Regions from separate parts of the Homo sapiens genome. Here region 1 is linked to region 2. The links are chromatin loops, found by intact Hi-C in ENCODE. Cell type or tissue: MCF 10A. All regions are shown on one strand. Links, peaks and the distances in the headings refer to the core of each region. The heading gives the core; the rest is flanking DNA.

Evidence for each region. A loop is a pair of places that touch in the nucleus more often than their neighbours do. Peaks named below come from ENCODE experiments on the same cell type or tissue, not always from the same donor. Only the 100,000 strongest peaks of a DNase experiment are listed, where the experiment ranks them.
Region 1: a loop joins it to region 2, with 6 times the contacts of the local background. A loop is called at or near these places in 3 of 110 quality-filtered maps.

What each region holds. Positions count from the first base shown.
Region 1 is chr5:159,924,561-159,930,956 of GRCh38, forward strand. All of the region lies in intron 1 of ADRA1B (adrenoceptor alpha 1B), which reads left to right. Among named protein-coding and RNA genes, the nearest start is that of ADRA1B, 11 kb to the left of the region's middle. RefSeq lists an enhancer at 4,242-4,741. In MCF 10A, for the core only: no CTCF peak of the experiment used is centred there; DNase peaks (open chromatin) are centred at 3,751 and 4,261.
Region 2 is chr5:159,847,667-159,854,062 of GRCh38, forward strand. The region is part of intron 2 of LINC01847 (long intergenic non-protein coding RNA 1847); the gene reads right to left. Among named protein-coding and RNA genes, the nearest start is that of LINC01847, 21 kb to the right of the region's middle. In MCF 10A, for the core only: no CTCF peak of the experiment used is centred there; DNase peaks (open chromatin) are centred at 2,115 and 2,635.

The DNA of each region.
Region 1 (6,396 bases), core at 2,298-4,797, 78 kb after region 2:
AGGGAGGGGAAGAATGATGTGTGAAGAGCTATGCCTGTCAGGTCTGACAGGATGACGGGGCCAGTCGTGGTGGCACCCACCCCTGCTGGAGCAAAACGGCTCACAGAAATGCCAGCAGGTGCGTGTGTAGCTGCAGTGCCATCACGGATGCATCTATTAAGATATGTTATGCAGGAAATGCCTTTACCTGAGTGTGTGTGTGGCTAGTAAAAATAACTGATGTCTGCTGGGCAGCACTGGAAATTGCTTTCTGCCATATCTGCCGAATGTTTCTGCAGTCACTGTGCTTCCTAACCACATTTGATAATAGTAATACTAATAGCTACCATTTATTAGGTCTCATCGAGTGCCAGGCTTACTGTGCTCTCCATGCTGGCTAGGAGTTCTTTCTCTGTATTCCCTCATTTATACCTGTCCACAGGATTGTGAAGTGGGCACTGGTATTGTCCTCATTTTACAGATGAGGAAACAGAAGCTCAGAGAGATTGAGTGATTTGCCTCAGGTTACCCAGCTGATCAATGACAGAACATGGACTCTAATGCAGGCAGTCAGATGGGTTCATCATTGGAGCTCTCCTAGAGGTGGGGCTCTGAGCCAGATTTAAGAAAGTGCAGGAAGGAAACTGGGGAAGCCAGAGTTTATTCTAGAAGGAGGAAAGAAAAAGCATGTGGCTGCCCGTCATTCAGCAACCAAGAGGCACCATATCCTGGTGAGACCATAAAGAAGATAAAAATAATTGGGTCGTTCCTCTAGGAAGATAAGTCAAAATTTCTCTTGTATTATTGATGCTTTAGAAGACTTTTTTCAGCTTCACAACTTATTATTGGTAATGTCACATACGGTTTTCAGATTTTTATCAAATTTGGAGAAACACATAAAATTTAGAGGACTTTTTTACAGTTTAGTTTCTGGCTGCATACATTTCAGACCCGGATTCACCACCACCCACCCACCTACGTGTGGTGCCAGCACCATGGGGACACTCTTCCATCATGAATCTGCCTCTGGTCCTGCCTCTTGATGCCACAAGATCAGGTGAGTTGGCATCGTGGGCGAGAGAGTATTTCTAGAAGCCGTTTTTTCACTTTGGAGTTACTGTGGCTAGTGGTGACCTAGCTATACAGAAAGAAAAGACTGTAAACCACATACGTATATTCAACAGAACCCACACAAAATCTGTCTTAACTCAACTCTTAGCTGGTTCCCAAAAACGTCCATGGCCCCTGTATTACCACCTGCATACGGAGAAATAGGAATAATATTTAAATAAGGGGAATAACCAATTGCATTAATAAACCTTACTTCTGAAAACTTTGTGTGGCCATGGTGGGGGCATTGCAGGGCCCCTGCTCAGGTCGTGTAGGGTCCCATGAAGAGGGAAGCCCTAAGGCTACTCTCCTCAGGGCTCTCTCCAGCAACCTCGTGACTGCTCTTTCTCCTCTACCTACTGTGGACGTCTAAGCAGTGACCAACTCTCTGCCGAACATGGGTGCTCACACAAGCTGAATGAATGAATGAATGAGTAGTACAGAGCCTAGCAGAAGAATTAAGAGTGCACTCAATTGAAGTAAAATTATTTGCCACTTCCCAAATACACTTTGCATTTTCTTTTTTTTGTGCATTTGTTCCCTCTCCCACCAGTGTGTTTCTCATACCCTCTGAATATCCAGTTCCTGCTCGTCTGTAAACATGCGGTTCTGCTGACACCTTTCTCGCGAAGTCTTCCTGGATCCCACCCTTTTCCCCATCAGTAATCACTCCCTTTATCCCTGGTTTATGGTGCTTGTCATGTTTCTCTCTGGGGATAAATATGGATGTGCACAACTTTTGCAGCACTGCCAGGCTGCAAACCTTTGCAGGGTCCAAGTTCAAATTGTCTTCTTGTCCTTCGTGCCCAGGGATGTGTACATAGTAAACTCAATAAAAATAGCAATGACCAATAGGATTCATACAGCGTGTACCAGACTTCTTCTAGTATTTGAACCTCCCACGGCCCACCAGATAGGTATTCATGCTCTGCCCATTTTATAAATAAGGAAATGGGGCCAGCCATGGTGGCTCAAACCTGTAATCCCAGCACTTTGGGAGGCCGAGGCGGGCGGATCACTTGAGGTCGGGAGTTCGAGACCAGGCTGGCCAACATGGTGAAACCCTGTCACTACTAAAAACACAAAAATTAGCCGGGCGTGGTAGCGGGCACCTGTAATCCCAGCTACTTGGGAGGCTGAGGGAGGAGAATCACTTGAACCTGGGAGGTGGAGGTTACAGTGAGCCAAGATTGCACCACTGCACTTCAGCCTGGCAGACAGAGCAAAACTCTGTCTCAAAAATATTAAATTAAATTAAATTAATAAGTAAACAAATAAGGAAATGGGCTCAGGGGGGTTAAGTGGCTTGTCTCCTTCCTCAAAACTACCACAAGTTCATTAAAAAGAGACTGTCATAGACTGGTATTCTAAAACCAAAATGCCAATCTGGGCCTGGTCATGAAGCCGGTGAAGCGAGATTGGCTAGGTCAAGACCCGTGTGGACACAAGGTAGGATCTTGAAAATGGATGGCCTCTTCATTCTTTATCAAAAGGCTGCCGTTCCACCTGCCTCTGGGGGAGATTGTCCCATTGCCAATTGGCCCTTACATTCCCTCACCCTCTAGCCATGGTCACCTGCCTCTCACCTCTGAGAGGGATATGGTCAGAGTTGATCCCTGCAGAAGCAGGAAAAGAGGAAACTATTCCAGTGACTTTATAGCAGAGCCAGATAGAGACCTCTAAAGGCCTAAGGTATTGAAAAGGGAATAATAAAATTATAAATTAAAACATGCACACACACACACACACACACACACACACACACGTATGCATAGAACCCTAAAAAAAATGTAAGGAAGGCCAACAATATTCTGATTCTTTCCATGGAGGTAACTTTGATTTCTTTAATATCAGATTATTTCACCAAAAATACAGGTGCCCCAGCTTTGCGAATGCTCTGAAGACACACTGGGTCTTTCTGTTGGGTAATATATCACTGTTTTCTAATAGGGTGACCATATGTCCCATTTCACTGAGATGGTCTCCTTTTATGCCTATTATCAAAGCATAATTATACTTATTATAATAACCCTTTCTTATTTTCAAAAGTGTCTCAATTTGAACAATAAAAATGTCTCCCTGTTTTAAAACCTGGAATAAGGGTGTTTATAGTGCAGACGTCCAATAGTACACCAGTTTCACACCAGAGCCTCAGATGGGGAGGAAAGAGAAACTGGCACTAACAGCCTCAACAGTCCAGGGAAAGATTCATGATGAGAGAGCAAAGCCATCATCCGTTTAAAAAGGAAAAATGTGACTTACTATGTGTGTATTTCGTGGGAAGCAGGAGTTTTGCAAATGTGGGCTTGAAATTTTTAAATAAAGTGTTCATTTATTTTACTTGCCGCGATGACATGAGTGAGTGGCTGAGCTAAGATTTGAATCTATGGCTGGCCAGCCCTAAATACTTAGGGAATAAATGATTAAATGAAGGAATGGATCAATTTCAGCACAAGCTAAAAGGTGCCATCTGAATGATGGGTGTCTTCAGAATGCAGAGGAGACAGAAAGAAGAGTGGGCTGAAATAAGATTTGGGGGAGGAAAAGGAAAGTGAGCTGTGTTTTAAGGACTTGTAAGGCTGGAATCAGTGCAGGGGGAGGGCCATCTTCACCCCACCCATCATCACCCCTCCTGGCATGACAGCACCATGAGTCAGCTCAGGATACAGTAGAATCTGTCCACATTGGCAGGCTCTGCTCTTACGACTCTATTGACAGCACACTCCTGGCCACACTCACCCGCAGCTCATCTGACCACCCTTTGAACACTCAAGTGCCCCTCTCTGGTGCGAGCACAGGAATTGTGCTATAAAAGTTGCACCAACGAGCAGTTCAGTTTAAAGTGTTCAGAAACAGAATGTTCTAGCACATGTAAGTGGCCCATTCCTCCTAGAGCCCCATTTAACTTTTTCCAAGTGTGTCTGCCTACAGTGTCTTGCTCCCCGCTAAGCTTTCTCTCTCCTGTTGGGATGAATTTGGGGCTTGGTTTTGCACAAGAATTTTTTGAAATTCTTCAAGACAGAGTTTCCTGCCAGGCTAATGTGCATTGCTTAGAGGCTGAGCTTAGCACCCTGGCCGTGCCCCAAAAGGAGGTTAAAATGGGACCAAGGGCAAGCCGGGCTCACTGTCATTCGCAGGCGTCAGCCCCAGGGCTCACACCACCAGCACTGGGCCGGGCGGAGATCCAGGGAGGCAGCTGGTTGGGGAGGAGGAGGATCCACCAACTGGAACAGCAACAAAAAATTGCATCTCCGATTCATATATTCAGGCCATTAATCAGCCCCCGGCATCAAGAGGAAGCAGTAGGGTCCCTTCTCCCAGCTTCTAGGGACACTCCCCACAGCGCCCATTTGTGATTCCTTGTCCCCAGCCCTTTAGCATTTACCTTAACACCAAGGTTCCTTGGCTCCATTGTTTCGCGGACCCCTTTGGCAATCTGATGAAGCCCCTTCTCACAGTCAACACATCAAATAAAAGACACAGGATTTCAAAGAAAACCAATTATATTGAAATACAGTTATAATGTTGAAAAAACAAATTTATTATAGAGTAAAAAAAGTCCTTTAACATATTAAATAAACAAGATCTAGCAGCAAGTCAAATAAATAACTACTATAATTTTGAAGTACTGACAAGTGGAAATATTTCAAGATATCTGCAACAAATGTAATGTTATATCACAGATCTGATTTCTATTGGTGACAAATCCTGCTGACTCTAGTGTGGCTGCTTGCCCACTTTCCTATCAAAGGAAATGCAAACTTTCAGCCAAAGTTTAGTTTGGGTTTTTTTTGGTTTTTGTATTTTTTTTTTTTTTAAAAAGAGGGTTTTTTTTCTCACCCAAGTTTATGGACCCTCTAACTCCAGAATAAAAACCCTGCCTCGGGACATTACAAAGATGTACTTCAGGATATGAGATTTTCTATACTTTTTTTCTTTACAATGTTTTGTAAAGAATGCCTGTTTTTAGACTTAGGACCACAGGGAACTTGGACCGTGCCATCACGCCTTGTAACTATTTTGCATGATTACTTGTAGCAATTTTTAAAAATCAACTAGTTTATTTTTTAATGATGCATAGATTCTTATTTGAATCAGAAAAAAAAAATGAAAAAATTATTCTGCTGTTACCTACCCCACATTCACACCCAACACTCTCAGTATTTTTTCTCCTGAAGTAAACATTGTTACCAGATTGTGTATGCTTTCCAAAATAGTCTATTTATTTGTAAGCATACATATCCACATGCGTATATGTATGTTTGAGTGTTTTTGCATGCAGAATGTGTGTGTTTTCACTCTGTTTATTTTGATTCGTGGTGTCATTTTAGAAACACTTCAGTGAAAGTTTCATTTTTCACTCAACAGCATAGCATATCTTAGACATAGTTCTGTGTCAGAATGCATAGAGTTACTGCTGGTTTTCATGGCTGCATAATAATCCATTTTACAAAGTGTCCTATTTTACTTACCAATTTCCCAGTTGATTGACATTTAGGTTATTTTTGGTCTTTTACTACAAACAATGTTGGATGAATACTCTTGTATATATGTCTGTGCCCACATATTCAGGATAAATTCCTAAAAATGTAGTTGCTGGGGCAAGGAAGATTTGGTATTTTAGGTTTAACCTGATTATGCGTAATAAGAAATTTAAACTACAGTAAAATGTAAAGTGGTGTTAAAACAAATAGGTTAGGCCGGGCGCGGTGGCTCATGCCTGTAATCCCAACACTTTGGGAGGCTGAGGCAGGTGGATCACCTGAGGTCAGGAGTTCAAGACAAGACTTCCAACATGGCAAAACCCCTTCTCTACTAAAAATATAAAAATTAGCCAGAGAATCGCTTGTACGCAGGAGGCGGAGGTTGCAGTGAGCTGAGATCACACCACTGCACTCCAGCCTGGGTGACAGGGTGAGGCTCCATCTCAAAAACAAACAAACAAACAAAAAAAATAGGTTAGATATACATCTACTAATCTGTTAGGAGGATTGCTCATAATATCTAAGTAAAAAAGCAAGTTATAGAGTAATGTCTAACCCAACTTTTAAAAGCTATTTATTAGTTTAGTTACCTCAAGGGATACGATGGAGTGAGGAGGAGTAGATTATTAGCTTTTTTATAACCTCTGTATTATTTCACATGGTGCAATAAGCAAATACTCTATTTGTGATTAAGAACATCAAATTAAGAAAATGTGATAGAATACAAATTGGGTTTCAGTAGAATTATGGTGGGGACTATTAAACATTTTTATAATTTTGGAAGAAAAACTATCAATGGCCAAAAAAGAAGATTGTTGTTCTT
Region 2 (6,396 bases), core at 1,294-3,793:
GATCCTGGTGGTGATAAACAAGGTAATTGTGAGGGTCTCACCTCACCTTGTTTTAGACAGAGATGAGAAACCCAGAGGACTAAATACCAATGGCTGTGTCGGCCCTCGATGAATGCACTGAGGGGGAACACGTGGCTTTGTATCAATAAATATCAACTGTATGGCATTCTGGAACCATTGAGGTTCTGTGGGGGATACAGACATAGTTTTGGATACTCTCCACATGTAACTACAGCCTAGGTGAAGAGACCAAACTAATGCAATGAACCGTCTTCATCCGATAAGCATTTACTGAGGCCAGGCATGGTGGCTCACACCTGTAATCCCAACATTGGGAGGCCGAGGTGGAAAGATTGCTTGACCCCAGGAGTTTGAGACAAGCCTGGGCAACATAGTAATACCCCAACTCTCTATATTTTTTAAAAAGAAAACATTTACTGAGCACCTACTCTGTGCTAGTCACTGTGATGGAACAACAGCTGTGTTGTCCAAGAAGCCCCTGCCTTCCTGGAGGTTATATTCTCATGAGTGCAACAAGAAATTAACAAGTAATTCATGATAAAGTATAATGGATATTAGTGCATGTTGAGGAATGCAAAAAGAGGGGAGCTTCAATCAGAACATGCTATTGAAAAAAAAAAGGCTTTTTGGGGAAGGCAGAAGGAAGAGGAAGGAAGACACCCATGTTTCACAGGCTTGGAGGGCAGACCATGCATAGACACACCATCTCAGAAGCTAGTGCAGAAATTGAGATGTGAACAGCTCCTCATGTTCAAACCCCAGCTCCACTACTTGCTATTGATCTTGGACAACTTTCTCACTTAGTGCCTCAGTTGTACCATCTATAATAAGATGGTGATAATAATAGTGCCTATCTTATAAGGTGGCTGGGAGGATGAAATGAGTTAATTAACACAAGGAAGGCTCTTACTTAGCAGAATAAGTCTTCAATATGCAACCACTGATATTGTTGTTATTATGACCAGAGCTTAGCTGAAGGTAGAACAAGGGAAATCATAACAAAAGCCTGAATCCAAGTCATCCTGATGGAACAAAGTCATGGGACTTGGTGACAGGCTATGTCCTGGTAACTGAGAAGGAAGAAGAACCAGCATGGATTCTCTCATTGTTGATGAACAGAATGGAAACTGCAATAAGCCCTGAATTAGGACACCGAAAGACCTGTCTTGCTTTCTGGCTCTGACATTTGGTAGCAGGGTAACATTGGAAAATCACTTGAGACTCTTTGCCTCAGTTTTCACATCTATAAAATGGAGAAAACATTGGCTGCTCTGCCAACCATACAGGGTCATACCTCAAAGCAAGCAAAAAAGTGAGTGTGATGGCCTTTTAGTCACATTGCGAAGTGCTACTACCATCATGGGAATTATTATTATCCTAAAGGTTGTAGCTTGGGAAAACAAAAGTACATGCTTCATACTGAATCTCCAATGATGATAAAGAAATTCTAGGCCTCTTTTCTTCTTTTATTTGCTTTTTAAATTTCTGAGGCTGTGCTTCTTAAACTCCTGTGCGTACAAAATACCTGGGGATCTTGGTAAAATGCAATCTGATTCAGGAGGTCTGGAGAGAGGCCTGGGTCTCTGAATGTCAAACAAACTCACAGGTGAGCAGTTCACTGCTGCTGCTGGTCCACGGACCACACTTTGAGTAGCAAGGTTCTCTAGCAGACCATATAGAAAAAGTGGTCATATTCCTCAGGGTGAGCTGACAGAGTAGACAAAGGGGAGAGGTGTTCAGGATCCACAGCTGTAGGGGCCCAACAAGCTGCCCCCCACCTGCCTTTATTGACAATCATTCTGTGTGCTTGCTAAGTATCAAGCACCATGCTAGATGCTTGGCAAATATTTGCTAATATAATCCCTGCAATATCCCTATGTAACTGATACTATTATTGTCCCTATTTTACAGATTGAAAAAAACTAAGGCCCAGAGAGGTTAAATTATTTGCCCAAGGTCACACAGCACACAGTCCTTCTACCTCCAACTCCAGAGCTGAGCCCAGAGCAGAAGGTAATAAAACACAGCACATTCTGTGATCAGCTCCCACTCCAAACCACAGAGCAGAAAATCAGCTGCTGAACATACACTCCTGAAGGCTGAGTCATTCCATGGCAATGGCCTAAAGAAACAGTCCCAGATCTTCCTTGGTTCCTGTCCCACCCAACCTTCCTCTCGCTTCCATTCTGTGAGCTACCTAGAATCTAATAAACCTCTTCTTTTTGCATATCACAGGGTTTTAAAGCTTTGGCTCTGGAGCCGGACTGCCTGGCTTCCCATCTTGGCTTCACCACTCACTAGTTACTTAACTGCTCCAAGGTTCAGTTTTCTCATCTGTAGTGTAGGGATAAGAATAGTACCGACTCCACAGTGTTGAAGAGAACTAAATGGGATCATGCATGTTGAGCCCTTAGCCCAATGTCCTATACACAGCACAGGCTCTATAGCTGCTTCTAGTATGATTATTAAGGTAAAAGTAAGAGTAGGTTTGTAGCCGCTGTTATGTTAAATCAGCCCACCACACCCCAGCCACCTGACACCCTCCCTGGATGCCTTGAGAGGCCTCCAGGGTTTCAGGGCTTGGGCAAGCGTGAGTGATTCGCACTCTGGCAGGAAGTTCCAGGCTATTGCACCTGCCAGCAGTGCTCGACTCTCCTTCTCGTAGAGAATGGGGAATGTGTCACATTTATGGGGGCCCTTTATTGCACATCAGGGAAGCGCTTTGCACAAATGTTTGGATCAAGTTTTCATGACTCTGGCCCCAGGCCTGCTATGAATCAGTCTTGCAGTCCCAGCTTACTCACTCCAGAGATGGTCCTGAGGCTGTGGTTTCCATCTCTGCCTGCCTCCCACCTCTCCTTCTTCCACTCCTACCTGCTGTCACCAGCCACCACCTTGAATCCCCCAGGAACCCAGGACGAAAGAGATGTGGGGTGATGTGAATGACAATTGCCACGCTGGCCCTCCAGGATGTGTTAACTGCTGTTAAAAGATACTCCAAGTCATTATTGTAACATTATGAGGACTGAGCTGATTGCCGCTAATCTCAGACTCCCCTTGTGTTCCTAATGGAGGGGAGCCGCCTTGTGTGAAAAATCCCATTTTGTGTCACTCTTCTAAAATTTCATTTAAGAAAAATAGGGGCAAAATGTGATATTCAGCAATGGAAAATGAGTAAGATAAGGATTTAAGTACAGAGCAAGTGAATCACAAAATAGAACTTCGTGCAGTCAGGTAAGCACTGAAGAGAGCAGACACACAGGAGGAGTGAAGGGGTAGAGGACATCAAATCGCCCTTCTGATCCACTTTCACCACCTCTGATGACATCAGCAAGAAAGTCTCTTTTTGTGTTAGTGTGTCTTTAACACCCTTGGACACAAGACAATCTCCCTTTGTTAACAAACGGAGAGCAGGCCCACACCAATAGGCAAACAGCACAGCTTGCTTGGGTTAAAATCCCCGCTAAGGCACACAGGCACTCTGTGACCTTGGAGACGTTAATAAACCTCTCCACGGCTCAGCGTCTTCCTCTGTGAAATGGGGTTAATAGTAGTCCTTCTTTCATAGATTTACCGTGGGGATTCAATGAGTAACTTCACAGGAAACAGGTTTGTCACTCTGCTGATGTGAGCAACCATTACGTGGCAGCTGACAGTATCTGAATTGAATATAATTGCTTTGTTCTCATTGTACTTATTTTTAGGATTATTTTCTAGTTAGGGAACGTGATACTGGTTTTTCATTTTTAATAGCAATACAAAGTATATTTGTAAGAGATGTACTTAAAGTCACCCAAAAATAGTATATTAACAATAGAACAGATAATATGAGGTTGTGGCAAAAATTGTGAAAGTGGTACTTGAATAACTAAATTTTGGGAAGCCTGATCCTGTCTAATTTACTCATTTTACAAATGCAAACCTGAGGCCCAGAGAGGGAAAGTGAATTCCCAAAGGTCACACAGCAAGCTAGCAGCAAAGTGGTTCTAGAATTCAGAACCCAGCTGAAAGTTTTACCTAACACACTGTATTCAGGTCACTCAAAATAATAAGAGCTGTCTAAGACAAACCCACAGTCAATATCATACTGAATGGGCAAAAACTGGAAGCATTCCCTTTGAAAACTGGCAAAAGACAGGGATGCCCTCTCTCACCACTCCTATTCAACATAGTGTTGGAAGTTCTGGCCAGGGCAATTAGGCAGGAGAAGGAAATAAAGGGTATTCAATTAGGAAAAGAGGAAATCAGATTGTCCCTGTTTGCAGATGACATGATTATATCTAGAAAACCCCATCATCTCAGCCCAAAATCTCCATAAGCTGATAGGCAACTTCAGCAAAGTCTCAGGATACAAAATCAATGTGCAAAAATCACAAGCATTCTTATACACCAATAACAGACAAACAGAGAACCAAATCATGAGTGAACTCCCATTCACAATTGCTTCAAAGAGAATAAAATACCTAGGAATCCAACTTACAAGGGATGTGAAGGACCTCTTCAAGGAGAACTACAAACCACTGCTCAATGAAATAAAAGAGGATACAAACAAATGGGAGAACATTCCATGCTCATGGGTAGGAAGAATCAATGTCATGAAAATGGCCATACTGCCCAAGGTAATTTATAGATTCAATGCCATCCCCATCAAGCTACCAATGACTTTCCTCACAGAATTGGAAAAAATTACTTTAAAGTTCATATGGAACCAAAAAAGAGCCCATATTGCCAAGTCAATCCTAAGCCAAAAGAACAAAGCTGGAGGCATCACGCTACCTGACTTCAAACTATACTACCAGGCTACAGTAACCAAAACAGCATGGTGCTGGTACCAAAACAGAGATATAGACCAATGGAACAGAACAGAGCCCTCAGAAATAATGCTGCATATCTACAACAATCTGATCTTTGACAAACCTGACAAAAAGAAATGGGGAAAGGATTCCCTATTTAATAAATGGTTCTGGGAAAACTGGCTAGCCATACGGAGAAAGCTGAAACTGGATCCCCTCCTTACACCTTATACAAAAATTAATTCAAGATGGATTAAAGACTTAAATGTTAGACCTAAAACCATAAAAACCCTAGAAGAAAACCTAGGCAATACCATTCAGGACATAGGCATGGGCAAGGACTTCATGTCTAGAACACCAAAAGCAATGGCAACAAAAGTCAAAATTGACAAATGGGATCAAATTAAACTAAAGAGCTTCGGCACAGCAAAAGAAACCACCATCAGAGTGAACAGGCAACTTACAGAATGGGAGAAAATTTTTGCAATCTACTCATCTGACAAAGGGCTAATATCCAGAATCTACAATGAACTCAAACAAATTTACAAGAAAAAAACAAACAACCCCATCAAAAAGTGGGCGAAGGGTATGAACAGACACTTCTCTAAAGACATTTATGCAGCCAAAAGACACATGAAAAATTGCTCACCATCACTGGCCATCAGAGAAATGCAAATCAAAACCACAATGAGATACCATCTCACACCAGTTAGAATGGCTATCAAAAAGTCAGGAAACAACAGGTGCTGGAGAGGATGTGGAGAAATAGGAACACTTTTACACTGTTGGTGGGACTGTAAACTAGTTCAACCATTGTAGAAGTCAGTGTGGCAATTCCTCAAGGATCTAGAGCTAGAAATATCATTTGACCCAGCAATCCCATTACTTGGTATATACCCAAAGGATTATAAATCATGCTGCTATAAAGACACATGCACATGTATATTTATTGCGGCACTATTCACAATAGCAAAGACTTGGAACCAACCCAAATGTCCAACAATGATAGACTGGATTAAGAAAATGTGGCACATATACACCATGGAATACTATGCAGCCATAAAAAATGATGAGTTCATGTCCTTTATAGGGACATGGATGAAGCTGGAAAGCATCATTCTCAGCAAACTATCCCAAGGACAAAAAACCAAACACCGCACGTTCTCACTCATAGGTGGGAATTGAACGATGAGAACACATGGACACAGGAAGGGGAATATCACACACCGGGGACTGTTGTGGGGTGGGGGGAGGGGGGAGGGATAGCATTAGGAGATATACCTAATGTTAAATGACGAGTTACTGGGTTCAGCACACCAACATGGCACATGTATACATATGTAACTAATCTGCACGTTGTGCACATGTACCCTAAAACTTAAGGTATGATTTTTTTTTAAAAAAGGTACCCCTTGAAGTGAGTGATCACTTCTTTGACGTCCTGGTACTGGAGCTATTATTATGGAAATCCTCAGCTACAATGAGCCACTTCACTTTTTTTTTAAAAAAAAAAAAGGAAATAATATCATTTTCAGGGTTTTCAAAGAATTCAGGCAAGGAGCAAAAACAATTCAGAACTCAG